Linked DNA regions of Mus musculus: region 2 is linked to region 1. The links are chromatin loops, found by intact Hi-C in ENCODE. Cell type or tissue: gastrocnemius. All regions are shown on one strand. Links, peaks and the distances in the headings refer to the core of each region. The heading gives the core; the rest is flanking DNA. Region 1 has its middle 130 kb from the start of Gm39526. Region 2 has its middle 11 kb from the start of Arhgef9.

What was found. Hi-C counts contacts between places; a loop is a spot of excess contacts. Peaks named below come from ENCODE experiments on the same cell type or tissue, not always from the same donor. Only the 100,000 strongest peaks of a DNase experiment are listed, where the experiment ranks them.
Region 2: a loop joins it to region 1, with 12 times the contacts of the local background. A loop is called at or near these places in 7 of 42 quality-filtered maps.

Annotation. Positions count from the first base shown.
Region 1 is chrX:94,860,991-94,870,520 of GRCm38, reverse strand. No RefSeq gene overlaps it. Among named protein-coding and RNA genes, the nearest start is that of Gm39526, 130 kb to the right of the region's middle. In gastrocnemius, for the core only: no CTCF peak of the experiment used is centred there; DNase peaks (open chromatin) are centred at 3,786, 4,128 and 4,784; H3K4me3 peaks cover 984 bases.
Region 2 is chrX:95,172,541-95,182,070 of GRCm38, reverse strand. It overlaps a transcript of Arhgef9 not described here. Among named protein-coding and RNA genes, the nearest start is that of Arhgef9, 11 kb to the right of the region's middle. In gastrocnemius, for the core only: a CTCF peak has its summit at 5,943 (motif pointing right); a DNase peak (open chromatin) is centred at 5,954; H3K4me3 peaks cover 252 bases.

The DNA of each region.
Region 1 (9,530 bases), core at 3,255-5,754:
TAAAACCCTAAAATTAAAAAAAACTCAAGAACACTAAAAAAGACCCTTTAAAAAACAAAACAGTAAAACCCTAAAAAAACCCCTAAAGCCTATAAAAAAGCCCCAAAACCTAACATACTCTAAAATCCTTTAAAAACCCAGAAAAAAACACTAAATATACACTAGAACCCTGAAAACCAAAAAAAAAACCAAACCAAAACAAACAAAACAAACAAACAAAAAATCCCCACAAAAACACTCTTCTAAATACCATACAAAACTTTTTTAAAAAACCCCTAATTCTGGCTGTGGTGGCGCACGCCTTTAATACAAGCACTTGGGAGGCAGAGGCTGGTGGATTTCTGAGTTCAAGGCCAGCCTGGTCTACAGAGTTCCAGGACATCCAGGACTACAAGGAGAAACCCTTTCTCTAAAAACAAAACAAAACAAAACAAAACAAAAGAAACAAAACAAACAAACAAACAAATAAATAAATAAAAATAAAGAGAGAGAGAAACTGCCTAAAATTCTAAAAATAAATACAGAAGAACCCAAAAATGACCCTAAAACTTTTTTTTTTTGAGTTTTTTGAGACTGGATTTCTCTGTATATATCCCATGCTGCAGTCAGAACCCTTGCAAGAGGTCAAGGTGGAACCTGAATCTCAGCAGCCTGCCTCCACAGCCATGATCCGTGCCCTCCCCCACGTAGTTCCTTACCACTGCCTCTTGGCCCAACCATAGGACAAGGCTCAGTTGCAAAAGCACCTTTCTTCTGAGTTTTCAATTATCCTCTCAACAACCCAAGGTAATGCAGCTCAGGGGATCAAAGGTGAAGGGTCACACATTATTTTTAAAAAATCCAGAAGGGCAGCTGCATCACGATCTCTCATTAGTGTTCTAGTGGTGCCTCTCTTTGGGTAAACTTGAATATTTCGGCAGACATTCAAGCTGCTTTTTCGGTAAAAATATTTTTACATGACAACTATGATCCTATGATCGTTCCTATGACTTCTGGTTTGTGTTCGGCAGTCATTTCCCCTCAGTATGCACTACATCCTCTTCCTCCTGCTTGAAATTAGGACCCAGATGCTTGTCTCATACCACTACCCCCATCAATTTTTTTTTACTGAGTTTTTTTGGGGGGGTTTTGGTTTTGGTTGGTTTTTTTTGTTTGTTTTTAAGATTTATTTATATTAGGTATATGAGAATTGCATGTATACCAGTGTGCCAGAAGAGGGCACCAGATCCCATTACAGATGGTTGTGAGTCACCATGTGGTTGCTGGGATTTGAACTCAAGACCTCTGGAAGAGCAGTCAGTGCTCTTAACCTGCTGAGCCATCTCTCCAGCCCAATGTATTTTTAAAATGTCTTGATTTATACCTTTCTTTGTTCTGTTATTATAAAACTCCATGAAACTGATTAATTGCTGCATGGAAGCCATTTTCTAAATCATAATGTGTTTTAAATATGGTGGCAATGAATTGCCTGGGATTAGACTCCCTGAAGTCTGATCCAGGTGGATGAAGTAAATCTGCACCAGGTTTTTATTCCTATCTTTTCACACAGTTCACTTCCTTGTATGACACCTTCAGGGACCTCTTCAACCTAACCTCCATCTTGAGAATCCCTTTTTCTAAGTTTTGTAAGTCTCTGATTTTTAAGAGATATTTATGATAGTGAAAGAGTCTAGAGATGAACATGGGTCCTGGTATGGCAATAGGCACCACAGGTAGCCATTTTTTCCTTTTTCCAGAGAGAAGGGAAGGGACTCTGGTAGAGAGGCACTAGTTTCCTTTGGATCTAATATTTTAGTCTTTTGTTGGAAATAAGGGGAGACATATTCTCTTTTGTAGCTGTTTCCTGGCTGAAATTAGGATCTTGTTGTCAGGGCCCAGGAATGTTGAAATGCTGGTTAAAGGACAAAAGGACAGGATGCAACTGCTTTGCTGCCTGGGCTCTGTTGGACCACCTAGAGCTAGTAAAGTCTAGGCTGCTTTGAGCAGTCTGGAATACTGGTTGACAGCTGATAAGAAATTCGGTCAGAAGCATCTGGGTTTACATTGGTTTTCAGCAATTCTGGGCTTATTGGTTCTGAAGGCTCACTGGAGGTTGGTGTGTTTGTAGTCTTTAGTTGATAGGAAATCTGTTGGGGCAGATATAGACTGGAGACATAAGGTAAAGTTCAGAAACCTAGGAGAAGTTTTTACATTAGGAGAGAACCCACCCTCAAGGGGAAAGAAAGCTTAAGCTCTTGATTGACAGGAGTACTTATCTGGTTTCTGTTTGACCTGTAATAGGTAGATCCAAGTCACAACTCCCTGAAGTTTAGTAAAAGAGATAAAAGTTTTAAAAATAATATTGTTACCATTGTTTTCATTTGCACTGAAGTCCTCATTGTAGAAAAAGGAGTTTACACATGTCTGTAAACAGTTTGAATAGACTAATGCCTTTGAGTTAGAGAAAAAGCTTGCCCCCTCCCCTAAGATGATTCTTGGTTTAAAATGTGAACATTCTTATCTCTATCTGGAGGGCTGGAAATACATATAGATAGGACAGAGACTTCAAATCATTTTTCGATCTTTATAACTTAAATTTATATATTTCAAATTATTTTTAGACTTTTATAACTTACATAAGTTTTAAATCTTTTTTTAAAGATATATTTATTATGTGTGAGTAGCTGTCTTCAGACACACCAGAAGAGGGCATCAGATCTCAATTCTGATGGTTGTGAGTCACCATGTGGTTAATGGGATTTGAACTCAGGACCTTCGGAAGAGCAGTTAGTGCTCTTAATCGCTGAGCCATCTCTCCAGCCCTTATATCTTTTTAATCCAGTTATTTACCATGAGACATGGTTAGCTGATAATTGAGAGCAGTCATGGCTAAGTAAGTTAATTTAAATAAAGGAGTAGCAAAATTTTACATTGAAACCTGTTTTATGAGTTTATCCCTTCTTTTTAGTATGAAGCCTGTCAGCAGGGGAAACTGGATTTTGACTTTGCCAGCAAGAGACCTAGTATCTCTAGAAAAAAACAAGGCCTGCCTTCATGTAGAAACGGACTGAACAAGCAGGTACAGCCATTGGGTGAGAAGTTGGTTGCTTGCTGGTGCTAAACTGATAAAGCTACAGTTAGCCACTAGTCTCATCATAAACCTGACCAGGTTACATTTGAGTAGGGAGTGCAAATGACCTTTGTATTGATTAAAATGACAGAGGCTTACACATTACTTAAATGGTTACCTGACATATTCACTTTGTTTCTCCTTGGAAGCAGAGTTCTCAGTGTTGTGCTTTATAAAAAGATAAAGCAAGAGAAGGAATATGTTTTAGAGGAGGTGTAGTCAGGTATGGGGGGAAGGGAGTGCCTCTGCAGGCCCAGGCCAAGGCATCCCTTTCCCTCTGAGGGACCAGCCATGTGATGGTATAGTATAAAATAGAGCATGAGTGTTAGCATTCTGTCTAAGCTCTACCCTGCAGTTACCTGGCAATAGCCAGGTATGCTCCTCTGCACAGTTACCTGGCAACAGCCAGGTTGGCCTGGCCCACTATAAAAGGGGCTGCTTGCCCCTTCCTCTCTCTTACTCCTGTTTCCCTCTTGCTTCTCTCTTGCCCTCTTGGGCTCTTCCCTTCTCCCCTCTCGCCATGTGGTCATGGCCGGCCTCTACTTCTCTACTCTCTCCTTTCCTCTGTCTTTCTCTGTCTCTATTACCCTCTTAACTCCCCTCCCCATGCCAGAGAAATTCCTGGGCCCAGGTGAACCGGTCTCTGGTTCAAGAGCACCGGCTGAGTGTTAGCCCCCAGGCCCCTACATGATGACCTGGTGTTCTGGCCTATGCTAGAATCTCTCTTGGGTTATTAATGCCCTCAGGACACTGGCAGGGGCAGTTAATCCGATTCTCTTACCCAGGGGTCACTTCACTGTCTCTGCCTCGATTTAATGGGGTGTCTTGGTCTAAAACAGTATCTCTACATCTCTGCTAAACTGTTACTTTCTCGCTAATGACCGATGACACAGACTTTTCCCCTCCCCCCTTTCCCCTCCCTCATTTGCTGATTCCAGCTCCTGCTGCAGCTCCTGCTGCGGCAGCTGGTTCTGCCGGTTCAAGTGGGTCTAGCTCTGCCCCCTGCCAGGGACTCTGCTGCCCTTCCCCACTTCTTGCTCTTGGCTCTGTATCCATCTCCCCCTGACTGTCAGTGCGCTCCCTCAGCCCACTCAAGCTCGGCTGGCCCCTGCCTCCCTCATTTGCAGCTTGCTGCAGACTAGTTCAACCAGTTTGGACCCTACTTGCTGCCCTTCCCACTCTGCTCCTTAGCCCTGCTCTCAATTCATGGTGGGAAAAGTGGGTATGTCCCTACCCCTTGCGTCCTGCCAGGGGTCCCGTCTGTTGCCGCCCCCCCCCCCCCCCCCACCAAAGAAGCTGTTTTCCTGAACTAGCAAGCCTCTTCCTCCCTTCCTCTTTCCCTATCTATCTCCCACTCTACTCAGGACTTATAAAGACTAGGGGTGCAATGTGCCACAACTTCATTGTTAGGATATGGAACACGCTATTTCAGGTGCTTCCTTTTCCCTGCCCACTTAGGACTCTGACAGCAGGAATGCTGCCCAGGACTTCCAGCAGCAAGTAGGATGCCCCTCCCTGTGACTTCTGGCCGTGAGCAGGAAGTCCCGCCCCTCAACCGTGCAGACCCTCCGGCCTGACTTGCTGCGTCTCTTCCCCACAGGTCCACCAGCTGCGCTGTGCAGCTACAGTCACCAAGCCCGTAATGTGGTGCTGCTGCTGCTGCGGGGGCCCCCTAGTGGTGGGACAGCGACCTGCAGGCCACTGTGCAGCTACAGCCACCATGCCCTACCGCACAGAACCACCACCACCTACTGGCTGCTGTGAGTTTCACAGACCTCTACTATGGGAGCTGCTGCCACCCAGCCTCTGCCATGTGGGCTATGCAGTCAAAAAGGCCCAAGTGGTTACCTATCCATGTTCCCACACCCCTGGCCTGTTCTCGTGGCCTGCGTGCCTAGTTTGTGTCACAGGCCTGAACCTGCGTGGACAGACTCATTTTCTGTCACCATGACCTTATGCCATTGCTGCCAGCTTTCTTATTCTAGTCCTAGCCGAACATTTCTTTGCTAATACAAAAATATACTTTTCTCTACCTACACAGCCTGTCAAAGTTACCTAAGGTTTTCATTCCTATCCTGTCTTAATATGATTTTTACTACTGTCATTAAATTATATTCAGTTATAGCCAATCTACATAGTGCTCAATCCTGTCAGAAGTTTGTTAATTATTAAGTTTATGACAGACAGAATTCCCAAAGTCTTTAACAGTTGGCCCAGGGTGGTAGATGGTCTAAGAAGATGTGGACACAACTACAGGATGCTGCCTGGATTGTGATATGATAATCGCTGAAATACTCAGTGGGCAACACTGGATACTCTGAGTCCAATGACTTAGCTAAACCAAGGTAAGTCATTTCTCATGTCATGCATATCCATTCCACAGAAAAAGCCCTTCGTCTTCTGTGCTTGAAAGCCAGACTGACCGCCCAAGTTGCCATAGAGTCTATGGGAACTTTTGGCTAGTGAACTCTGTCACTTTTTAACTGCTAAAGTACTGTTTATTCCCCAAACTTCTGACTACATTGACAGCTAGAAAAAAGCTTTCACAGATGTAATCTGTTCTCTCCTTACCTAAACTCTGTTTCCATTCATCAAATGCTTCTTATTTCCTCTTCTTGCTATGCCACTGTCCTAACATTATCTGAGTTCCTATAACTTTGCCTAACTCTAATGAAACATTTCACTATATGATCCAACTTTTTCAACTTTTTCATCTTGTTCCTTCTGCTCCACAAAAGGCTCATCTTAAGGACTATTTATGTTGTCAACTCATGTAGTTATTTCTTTTATAAATTTATAAGCTACAGGACACCCACTCAGATCCACCTCTCATGGACCAAATAGGCTCCATCCAGATAATTACATCTGCCCAAGCCATTCCAGAGGGTGGGATTCCTCTGGGTTTCAAATGTACATCTTAAGAAAAATGTTTTTCCCAAATGTACTTAATCTTATTCTCTACCTGTAATAATATATTTTCAATATCTTTTCAAGTCCAGGTGCTTACTATGCCCAGGATAGCTCCTGAAAAGCAACCTCCAGATGTTCCAGTCTCCTGTCACAAACACAGACACTTCTACTGGACCTGTTCCTTCTGACCTATCCTCAGATGGCTCCACAGTCCCTGGACAGCAAGGAAACAGCCAACTCTCCTAAGACTGGACCAACATCCCCCATACCCATTCTTCTAGGTTCCCTAGAGACATGTTACCTCCAATGCCAGCATGAAGCAGCCACATATTACAAGGACCCTATTCCTGCTTCACCATCACCTCTTTCTAATTTTTTTCTTTTTTTAATTAAACCAAAACAGGGGAATGTTAGCATTCTGTCTAAGCTCCACCCCACAGTTACCTGGCAATAGCCAGGTATGCTCCTCCCTACAGTTACCTGGCAATAGCCAGGTAGGCCTGGCCCACTATAAAAGGGGCTGCTTGCCCCCTCCTCCCTCTCTTACTCCTGTTTCCAGCTTGCTTCTCTCTTGTCCTCTTGGGCTCTTCCCTTTCCCTTTCCCCTCTCTCCACATGCTCATGGCTGGCCTCTGCTTCTCTACTCTTTCCTTCTCTCTGCCTGTCTCTGGCTCTACTACCCTTTTTTTTTTTTTTTTTTTTTTTTTGGTTTATGGAGACAGGGTTTCTCTGTATAGCTCTGGCTGTCCTGGAACTCACTCTGTAGACCAGGCTGGCCTCGAACTCAGAAATCTGCCTGCCTCTGCCTCTCAAGTGCTGGGATTAAAGTGCTGCCACACTGCCTAGCTCTTCATCTTTTCTGTAATCCCAACAATGGGGAGGGGAGTTAAGAGTGTAGTAGAGACACACACACACACACACACACACACACACAGAGAGAGAGAGAGAGAGAGAGAGAGAGAGAGAGAGAGAGAGAGAGAAGGAGGAATAGAGGAGTAGAGAGAGGCTGGTCATGAGCATGTGGAGAGAGAGGGGGGAAGGAAATAGGGATAGAGGAGACAGATGAGAAGACAGAGTGAGCGCAGGAAGGCAAGAGCAAGAGAGAGGAGGAGCCAAACATCCCCCTTTATAGTGAGTCAGGCACATCTGCTGTTGCCAGATAACTGTGGGGCCTAGCTTATACAAAATGCTAACACCCTGAGAGGCATCAGCCCTCAGCACTAGCACAGGACAGGACAGCATTAACTCCTTGACTGCCACACAGGGCTGGATCAGTCTTTGGTTGCCAGAACCAGAAATCTGAAATCCTTTCCTGTGGATGAGGACACCAGCCTGCCTACCTTGGTGAGGCCAAGAGGGACAATCAACTCTCCAGTGTCCTGCTTCTCCACAGTTTGGGCTGGATGGTTGCAGTAGGCAAAACACAGGGCTGTTTTCTCAGTGGTTAGCATTCCCACAATTGAGATGGAATCAACTTCTTTGGGGGAGAACTTATGTCTGCCAGGATATGGTGTTTTGTCTATCATGGGAAGATTTTTTTAGTAGACATTTTAAATACCATATTCAGCAAATCTCTGAGGAGTTTTGGGGATATTAAGTATACCTTATTTTAAATTTTACTTTTGTATACTTTTTGAGTCTTATCCTTGAAAACAGGAGGCTAAATAAAGCCTGTCCCTGTAAATGAATTACATTTGTACTGGGCATGCTTATAAATGCAGTTCTGAGCACATTAAAGAATTAGATCATTTATAAGGTGACTGACCATTAATTTGCATGTCTTAATTGTCTTCAACAGTCTGCAAGTATTCAGCTTTTATGAAATTAGGATTTTACAATGTTATCCCCTGTTAAGTTTTACTTTTAACATTTAAATTGAAGATTTACTTGAAAATCTCTAGCAGGAAAATAAAACTTTAAATAATAAATTCATAGAGGGATTGAGAACCTTAAAAATTATAAATACAATCTACAGAAAGACTAGGAATCTTAAATTTTATCTTTTTATAGTGTATCATTACATAATATTAGTTTTTTTTTGTTTTTTGTTTTTGTATATCTCAGTTTATCCAAATAGCTAAAGTTGAACAAGTTAGCAAAGTTAAAGAGGCTAGAAATATATCCTTAGGTCAGTTTCTGCCAGCCTGAATAGATGTTAGGAATTTATAAATCTCATTTATCAAATATACCTCACACGGTCACAGGAGATCAGAAGGACTCCTCTTTTTTGTTTCAGAGATTCGGTCTCTGATTGCATCTGATCTTTTCTATATATCTCCAAATGTCTGAACTCTGAAACAGAACAGAATAATTTACCAATCTCAAAATCTCAAATGTGCATTTTTTTTTCAATTTGAGATTTTCTGGTGGTCACAGTTTGGGCTCCCACCTATGAATTACCAAGTCAGCCTTCACACTGCTCTCACTTGGGGGCCTATCTCTGACTAGTGACCATTAATTGGTTGCAGCTATGATCTCAGGCTCCCTGCACTTCAAGTCCACTGGCATCTGTAACTTGAATTTTTCAAAGTCTACCTTTTTTGTTTGTTTTTGTTTTTCGAGACAGGGTTTCTCTGTGTAGCCCTGGCTGTCCTGGAACTCACTTTGTAGACCAGGCTGGCCTCGAACTCAGAAATCCGCCTGCCTCTGCCTCCTGAGTGCTGGGATTAAAGGCATGCGCCACCACGCCCAGCCAAAGCCTACTTTTAATGATAGTTATTAAATGCTTTAACCTTCCTTCTAGCCCACCACCCACCAGAGATAGTGGAAAAGAAAGGATACGAGGGAAGTGGGCCTGTTTAGAAATGGTTCTTTGGAGCAAATTCGATCTTTGTTGTTCCCAGGTCAGTGGTGGCAGCTCATTCATCTCGCAGACACTTCACAAACACACCAGCAATTCAGTTCAGCAGAGTCAGGAGAGCAAACAAACCAGCAGCAGTGGCGCGACCTAGCAGAGACCGTCAGGCCTCAGCTGAATTGGCATGAGATGGCAGGAGGGATTTGGACCAGCAAGGACATCAGGAGAAATTCTCTACTTTGTCTCTCTCAACAAAGGGAAGATCAACTAAGATGCAAGACCAAGAAGCTTTTAGCTATGCAAGCAAGCCAAGCTCCTCTCACAGTCCGTTGAGTCCTCTTTATACTCTCCAAATATCAAGTGCCCTCCATGGATCTTGCCTCACCACGTGTCTTGCCCCAGCTGACATCACTCTGCCAATTGGCCAGAATACTTGGAAGCAGTAAGAAGCTGCAGCACACCACCAGAAGTTTTTTTGTGCATTTCTTTCTATGAAGTCCCAATAAAAGGAGCTCAACTATGCAATATAAGGCAGACTAATACATGTGTGTTGTTAGCAAAAAACCCTTCATCACATGTCCTTTCATGTGCTTGCTTTAACAGGACATCCTTTCACCTGTGTCTGCTTCAGTGAAACTTTCCTTCACGAGTCAGCCTTATCCTTTCACCTGTGTCCACTTCAGCAAAATGTTCCTTCATGCATTTGCCCCAGCAA
Region 2 (9,530 bases), core at 4,507-7,006, 310 kb before region 1:
CATCTTGACGCATTTGGATTGCAAGAAAAAAAAACCAAAAGAGCCGGTGAGGTTTGGGAGCTGAGAGAAGGCAGCCAGGATAGCATCTGCAGAGGCCTTCCGGTTGCTACAGTGTGACATGCTTTAGAAACACCATTGTGACCAGAATCCAGGGCAAGAGGGAGGTGAGTAGAAAGATATGACAGCAATCAGGCATGTGTTACCTCACATAGGAGCATGTAAGCTTAGAGAAGGCAGGATGGATTGGGTAGCCAATAGTGAGTGCTCCAGAACTAGAGTACTGGGAATCAAATTCTAACTCCAGTGCTTCTTAGCTAGTTGATTATGTAACCTAATCTTTCCTTGCCTTGGTGTTGTTCATAGGGTTACTGTACAGTGAATTAGCATACTGCAGAGTGGCATGGTAGCACTGGGCATGTAACAAGCACTTTTTAGTCTCAATGCAATACAGAGTGTTTCAATGTTACTTGGTGCTACTTTATGACTGGAGAAGATGACTTTTATAAGCTGGACAGAGAATGAACTGAAGAGATGAAAGGGGGAAGCTCAGCTCAGTTGAAAGACTGGTGCAGAAATAGTGGAGTTGAATAAAGGGCAGGTTGTATTAATTTTAAAGATGGAATTAAAGCAGTTTTCTACTGGACTAAGAGCTGTAGAACAAGGTAAAAAATAGTATTGGAGTTAGAATTGCTGGTTCTTCCACTGACGAACTGTATAATTTTGGGCAATTATTTAAATCTCTTAATGTTTCAGTTTTCATATTAGCTAGATTCATATTCTTTGGAGATGAGAGGGGCAAGGGATGGGGAGAAAGAGATTTAGTTTAAGAAATTGGTTACATCACTAGCCAAAGCGCTGGACCTAGGTCTCCCTGCACATATATAGCAGATGTGCAGCTTGGTCTTCATGTGTGTCTTGAACAACTGGAAAGGGGGCTATTCCAAAAGCTGTTGCCTGTACATGAGATATGTACTTCCTTGGGCTGCCTTGTCTGGCCTCAGTGGGAGAAGAAGCACCTAGTCTCACAGAGACTTGAAGTGCCAGGATAGGGGGATACCCAGGAGGTCCCCACCTGCTCAGAGGAGAAGGGAAGGGGGGAAGGGGAAGGATTGTGGGAAGGGACCAGGAGGAGGCATGGGGGAAAGATTGTGGGATGGGTGACTGGGAGGGGGTCGGGATGTAAAGTGAATAAATAAAAAAATAATGAATTAAAAGAGAAACTGGCTCCCATAATCATGGGCTTTGAAGTCCCAAATATGCAAGGTAGCCAGGCTGAATAGTTAATAATTCAGAAAAATATTTGGAATACTGTTTAACCAATTATTTCAGGGCCACTGTTCTAAATAGTAAAAGTGACCATGTCAGTACTACTGAAGTTGGAGCAGAGGTGTTGGATCTCTGCTTTTCCAATATGGAGCTGAGTAAATTTCTTTCTTGCCTTTCCACTATCACTATACCAGTTGATCTCTGTTGTTTGAAAGCTCCTTCACAGTCAGGCCTGTGGTACACGACTTTTATAATGACTATTTCAGTATTTTTGAGACGCATGCTTGGTGTGCACGTGTGTGTGTGTGTGTGTGTGTGTGTGTGTGTGTGTGTGTAATGCATGTATTTAGAGGCAATTAGGTGTGGCAGTGTGACTTTTGGAATACAGAGTAGACATTTTGTATATGTTTGTAGAATGGATGAGTAAGATAATGAAAGGGGCAAACCCCAGGTTACCTATAGTTACCAAGCCTGGAATTGGTAACACAAGGCAAAGGGGTTTGCAGGATTTTTTTTTTTTTTTTGTGCAGGGGACATGCTACTGAACCAGATATGCAGTGGGGTGTAAGCAATAGACTAATACAGGAAGTTTCAGAAATTCTTCCTGGGAAAGTTTATCCATATGCAAAATGAGGTCTTTCTCTGTCCTAACACCACACCTGTCCAAAAATGTAAAAAAATCATCTACTTATATATTTAGTAATATTTATTGAGCATCTGCTATGCAGCAGGCACTATTCTTAAGGTACTGTACAGTGAATAAAACAGACAAAACTTTAAAAAGTAAAAAATAAAACAAATTTAAAATTATGTGAGTTCTAAGAACTAAGGAGTAAAAAAATAGAACAGGGAAAAATGGTAAAAAAGTTTGTGTGTGGGTAGTTACATTTTTAGGTTCCTATTTCTTGCTATACTTCCCTCACAAGATCGCCAAAAATCTGGTACACAATAAAAGGTCATGGTTTCTGGGATGATGCAAAAATCTTTTGAAAATATTTTATCATCTATCTAGTCATTTATTTGTACGTGTATGTTTGTATATATGTGTGCTGCTGCCATGACACCTGTGTGGTGATCAGAAGCCAACTTGCAGAAGTCAATTTTCTTTTTTCACCATTGCATCCAGGGGATCAAAGTCCATCAGTCTTGGCATCAAGTACGCTTATGTACTGAGGAAGTTTGCAGGTCCATAATACTCTATTTAAATATAAGGTGCAGATAATTATTCTTAGGCAATAGTTTTCTTTAGGTCTCTATTTGTTGTTCCCTTTCTTGCTATACAAATCATGGTGTTAGTTGTTTTGTGTCGTGACAAAATACTTGACAGAAACAACTTGAGGGAGGAAGGGTTTATTTTGGCTCAGGGTTTTGGAGGGCACAGTCCTTTAGCTCTATTAATTCTGGAATCTTGATGCATAATATCATGATAGCAAGAATGTGAGTCAGAGGAGGATGCTTATCTCATAGCTGACAAAAAGAATGAAAAAATTGTAGGGATGAATAACCTTCAAAAGCATGCCCCTAGCTAGATCCCACCTCCTGGAGATCCTATCAGCTCCCAAAATAGTGCTACCAGCTGGGAAACAAGCATTCAGCGTGATGAGCTTGCTGGGAACATTTTATATTGAAACCATAACAAGCACTAGTTTTTGCCTGGAGGATGGAAACGTTGGTTCTATGTTTGACCCTGATATTGCAGTTCTTTCCTAATCCCAAATGTATAGAGTTGTATGGATTCCAGAGCATGTTTCCTAGAACTGTCTGTTCTGGCTCTCAATCTGTTGTTCTTTCCAATTCCATAAAGCAGTGGGTAGGAGTAGCTGTAAGTCACATTTCTACTCCTTATAAAATGAGAATGATTCCTCAGGCTACTGTGAGGTACAAAGAAAAAAATGTATATGCAAGGGCCTTATATGTGAAACTGTAAAAGTTGGTTGCTAGGTAAAGAATTGATTGTTTTAATTAAGTGACTTCTTTCTTTTCTTTTTTATTAGATATTTTCTTTATTTACATTTCAAATGCTATCCCAAAAGTCCCCCATACCCTCCCCCCTGATCCCCTCCCCACCCACTCCCACTTCTTGGCCCTGGCTTTCCCCTGTACTGGGGCATATAAAGTTTGCAAGACCAAGGGGTCTCTCTTCCCAAAGATGGCCAACTAGGCCATCTTCTGCTACATATGCAGCTACAGACACGAGCTCCTGGGGGTACTGGTTAGTTCATATTGTTGTTCCACCTATAGGGTTGCAGACCCCTTCTTTTCCTCTTTTGAATCAAGTGTATGTGTACCTTTTGTACTTGTGTCGTTTCCTTTTCTGTTTGGTTTTGTCTTGTTTTGTAACCAGCAAAAGGAAGTTGGGGTAGCATTGAGCCTAAGCACCTCCTAGAAGTGAGAATAATTTCAAGAAAATACTGTGTATCATCTGTCAGTGGAATGGCAGCCACTCTTGTGAAGTCTTTGTTGACTGCTTTTGGGAGACAAGAACTTAGACTCACTTTCTGATGCGTGTCCAGTTGCCTGTTCTTTGTCCATTAGTGGTAACCTCATTCTGAAAGCTGTAGGCGGGAGTGGAGAACCTTGAGCAACTGGAATCTTCATTTAGCACAAAGCCCTAACTGAATAGATTTCATTCTATAGAGCATGCTTAAATCCATTGTGTCATTATCTTTTTGGCAGGTATTATTTGGGTCCTCTATTTATAGAAGGAAATTGAAGCTCAGAGAATATATTATTTGCCAGGAGTTGAGGGCAGAGATTGTATTCAGATCCTTAAATAGTATTATTTACTAGGATTTGCTACAGTTTTATATGTCAGAAATTTCTTTTAAGTGTTTTACATCACATGCATACCATCACTAAACCCTGACAAACAACCACAATAATGCCCCTGATTTGCAGGTGAGACATAAGAGTGGTGCTTGCTTAGAATGAAGCACAGAAAGAATACTAAGATAGTATACAATTCTAATTAAAAGACAAACAAAATACAAACCAAGGACACTAAGTAGCTTGCTTAAAGGTCATATAATTAGCCACAAATAGAGGTAAGGTTGACTCTCAGATGATTGGCTCCAGAGATCAATGCTGGGTTTTTACCTGCTAAGCTCTCCATCTTCCTCTTTGAGACAAACTCTCTCACTGAACGTGGAGATGAACCATTCGTGAATACTAGTTGGTAAACAAACTTCATGGGTCCTTCTGACTCTGCCTTGCCAGTGAAAGGTTTTCAGATACACGCTACTGCAGATATCTTTATATGCATGCTGGGGAATTGAACTGTGGTCCTTAGTCCTTGATATAAGTACTTTACCAACTGATATCTCCTAAGCCATAAAGTTTGTATTCTTAACCATTAATATATACCACTTCTAAGTCTAGGGTTTCTTCCTAGCTTGACTAAGTGAATCATTGAGCTAGATAAACAGACAGAGTGCTATGCTAGGAAGAGACATGAGGAGGCTACTCAGCAAATTTAACATTTTTTCTTATTTAACTTTTGAATAAATAATATTTGCATGGTCAAACAAAATCAATCTATAAGAATGAGTAAGTTGGTATTGTTTCTCCACCTACTATAGGGTAGGTCCATAGGGTAGGCCAATAGCTTTATAGCTTTTTATGTATCTCTTCAGAATTTTGAAATGTAGATATAATCAGAGTAAGCATATGCCTCCTCTTTTTTATCCAAAAGATCATTTATCACACATACTATTCTGTATCATGCTGCTTTAACATACTAAAATTGTATGAACTCTTCTTGTCAGTCTACAGAGAGCTTCAGAAGTGTGACCTGGGGGCTCATGGATCTCTATAAACTACTATCTTGCAAATGTCTTTTTACCAGGCTTTGGTGGTATCCAGCCTTCTCCTGACAGTTTCACTCAAGATATCACTGCAAAATTGTCTCCGGCTTCACTGAGCTATGTAAATTTTCAAACCCAGGTCCTGAAAAATTCTCCAGCTGAAATAAGTTTCCTCCTCATAACCCAATTTCAGCTTACTTATATAATATGCCTATCTAATCACTTATATATACAATTATTTTTTTTAAATTGTATTAATTCTTTGAGAATTTCATACAACTTATGTTGATCATCTTCACCCCAACTCTTCCTCTTTTATGTAATTCTTGTTTAGTATTTCTTACAAGGAAAATTCTAAAGTTAATGTGATGATGAGTGTTTAGTGTCCTGAATGTCCATCCAGTGACCTAGAGTTGAAATGAAGCTTGCAAATAAAACTCAGGCGTGAAAATTAGAGTGGTAGCTCTCCAAATGAGTCATGGGAACCAGGAAAGTAACTATTTAGGAGCTTAGGCTCCAAAACTAAACACTGGGTCATAATACTAACAAACACATTCATAGTCTGTCTCGATCTTGAATTGATGCAAATATGGTTTTAACTACCCCAGAAAGATAATAACCCTAAGGGGAACCATTGCCCTTCCTCTGCACAGCCTTTTGGATCTTTCCTATTCTTTCCTAGCAAGTCTTCTCTGTACCCTGAGTAGAGACAGATGGCCTGGCCTACAAGCTTGTTTGAAATAGAACTGAAATTGTCCAAAAATAAATGTGAAATAGGATTGAAATAGATCTAAGCAAAGGAACAGGAGGAAATTGCAGTTCTTCTGTATTTATTCACATGCTTATTCATGCCTGTTGGCCACAGGAGGGCGGTATAGGAAGCATTTCCTGAAAAAAGACCTCCCGGTGGCCACCAGGGAACAGAAATCGGAAGGGGTACTTCAATTCTTAGCCAGTAGGCTGGATCTTTTAGTTCCTTGTGGAGTTCTTACTATCCAAGGCCCTTAAAGGGGCTGGGCTTAGCTGTGCAGCCAAGGTTGGTATTCACAGGCTGCAGCTGATGCTTTCTTTCTATGATGAGTATCTTCTATATCCTACTTTGAGTCAAGAGTCCTGAACTTTGTCCTTTATCCATTTAGGCATGGGTTCATTTGGTTATGCAGGCATTAGACATGTTATTGTTGTGTGCTAAACACTGTTTTAGGAGCCTAGAGTAGAGCAGTTAAGAAAAATAGTCTCTGCTTCCACAGAGCTTCCATTCTATAAAAGGGAAACAATAAATCTATAAGCAAAGAATTGTGTAATAGTGCAGGTCACGACAAAATTTTTAGGAGAAAAGTAAGCTAAAGGGTTAGTTAGGAAGTGACATACGGTGTTAGAGAATGTGGTCAGGGTAGAGCAGTTTTGAGGAGGTGAGAGAGCTAAACTTGTACCTATCCAGGAGAAAAGGATTCATAGACAGTCTGATTCACTATCCTTCTTTGATTCCTCTCTAAAAGTCTACCCACTATGGTCTAATTATAGGCAATCTACTTATTTAACTACAGCTAGTAATTCATCATCTAATGTCCAGGGAACCACCTCAGGACCAAGTCCAGCCTGTTCCACCTTCAGCCAAATTGTTGAGGATTTAAAACAATCAGTGCTTTATTTTAAGCTACAACTGAAAAGGAGCTTTTTGAAAAATAAGGACATGAAGAGACTTGTCTAAAGTTACAAACCTACCAAGAAACAGAGATTGAACTTGTATGTGAAAGTTTCACTTTTTTTTAATCTACATTTTCCTATAAGTTACTCAAGGCATTGTGGATATGCCTTTGAACATCAACTGTTTGGTGAGTTCTTTCTAATGAAGAATAAACAGATAAGTGTTTAAAATAAGAATGATGATAGACCTACTCTGTTCCCCATTTTCACTTCCAGCTTGATACTTGAATACATGGTCTGAAGGATATAGAGTGAAAGGCTGGTCATGTTAAGGGCTAGAGATATGGTTTGGTGATTTAGAGCACTGTTGTTCTTGCAAATGACTGAAGTTAGGTTCCCAGCACCTACCCTGAGTGGCTCACATTCCCCTATAAATTGAAGCTCCAAGGGATCTGATATCATCTGGCCTCTGCAGGTACCTGGACACAAGTCAGCATACACACATATAGACAAATATGCACATAGATAATAATTAAAACATAATAAAGAAAATGTTATGTTTATCTTTCTGGAAAGTGTTGTGTAGGGGAAAGTATTTAGGAGGGATTTGAGTTTGACACCCTCATGGATTACTTACAACACTTGAGAGAGCCATTGCTCTGAAATGGAGAAAAAGTGTAAGCTTTGAAAACAAATTTCAGAAAAAAAAAAAGAAAACAAATTTCAGTCCTCCTATTTCTATATCCTACATATATGGTTGTGGCCAGATGATGCAAACACTTAGCTGTAATTTCTCCCTCTTTAAAGTAATGATAATAATTTCATCTTCTAAGAATAATGGGAATAGTTCAATAAAAATACATTTTAGCCCAGTACCATGGGTGCCCAGCACGTGCCCCACTACTGCTTCACATATATTATAGAGAAGATTTCTATCTATCTAGGAACATTGGAAAGAAACAATTGATTATTCCTTCATTCTACAATTCACACTCTAATCATTAACAACTTCATTAATTATCTGACTTTGTTTGGAACACTTAACATATAGCATTGAAATTATGTGCATCATTGGCTGTCTTCTCCGTTAGAATGCAAGCTCTCCGAGAAGCTTGTTTGGCTGTCAGAATAAGTGCTTATTGAATTGGGCTTATTTTATAGTCGTGCAGATGTCTGTGCTGAATAATTAAACAGGTGTTCTTGTTCTCTCAAACAGAATGGACAGACATAAAAGAGCATCTAGTAACATAAATAAAAGTAGTATAAGGAACACAAATGAACAAATAGGATTCAGTACCTGTAGACTGGCCGTGACAAGCAGGAAGAGTTACTAAGTAGGGTGGGTTGGGGATTAATTTACCAGTCAGTAAATACAGTGTGAGAGGGATAAAGTTAAAATGTAAAAACTTTCTTGAGAGTACTTCCTGGAAGAAGTGGGACTTTAGTATCTGCTTGAAACATGATAAACAAAACCCAACCAGGAGTTAACCTTTCTCTGCCAGAAAGAAGAGTTTCATACCTAGAAATCTTCTTTTGGATCTGGCAGAGTAGAACAGTGAAACATGTAATGGGCTGTTTATGCATCTAATCGATACTGTAACAGACAAGGGATTTACCGTTTATATCAGAAGAATAGCTTATTAATTAGGTCAAAAGAAGGCAGGGGGCTGAGTAGTAAACTAGAATATTACTTCAGCTTAGGGGAGCAGGCTGCTGGGTGGGGATGAGGGGCTTCAGGTTGTATCGGATGTTGCCTCTATTTGGGAGAGGTGCAGTTTCATGGTGTGTAGTTTGAGTTGTGCTAAGGACTATCTAGGTTGGCCGGTGTACAGTTCTGGGAGGTTAGAATGATCCACATTGTAAGTTATTTTCAGTTGTGCAGTTTCTGCCATGCAAATCAGGGTCATGTACATTAAAGTCCTGTGTGATTGATCAAGGGTGCCAAAATGCAGCTCTGTGGTGTCAAGTTACAGTATTTCTGAACCATGCTTGTAAAAATTTCTAATGGGGACCAATTCCATTTTCTGGTCTGTTATTAATGACCTTCCCTCTGCAAAGCCCAGGTCAAGACATTGAAGCAGTTTATCCCTATGACTCAGGATATGCATTATCATATAACAGAATATTGGCTTTGGGGCCATATTGTTTGGATTTATATTTGTATTCGACTAATTGCTAGGAATGCTATATTGGACAAGTTATTCGACTCACTTTGACCCAGCTTTTACATAGCTAGAATTTGCAAAATATTATATATTTCATAGGGTTCTGAGTATTTAAATAGTTAACACATTGAAGGGGCTCAGAATAGTACCTGGCACAGAATAAGTACTTTATAAGTGTTAATGGTTATCATTTTCTGTGGAACTGTATATGGGTCCTAAGAACTAGTGTGAATTTGGAAATACTTATATTCCACATTCTTTCATGAATGAATAGCTTCTTATCCATAGCCATGACAGTAGTGAAAACACCTGTCTCAAAGTGATAGCTATGAACTGAGATTTACCCAAAGTTTTCGGGGTTATCTCTAGATGGAAGAATTTTCTCATCATTGTGGGAATTTGTGTGGAAAGTAGGTAATCAAGACATTGCAGAAAGCAAGAGAGTCCCAGAAACTTTCATATTAGTAGTAGAAAGGGTGGATAAGGGGTGGAAGGTATTGTTGTTTAAATTGAGTGAGTTTTTTGGGTTTGTTTTACGCTTTGAGTACAAGTTCCTACATTATCATTGGTTCCATTAAGAAGCCTTAGATCAAATGCCATGCTGCGAGTGTAGACTTTTGAGACTCAAAGCATAAGAATTTTGGTCTCT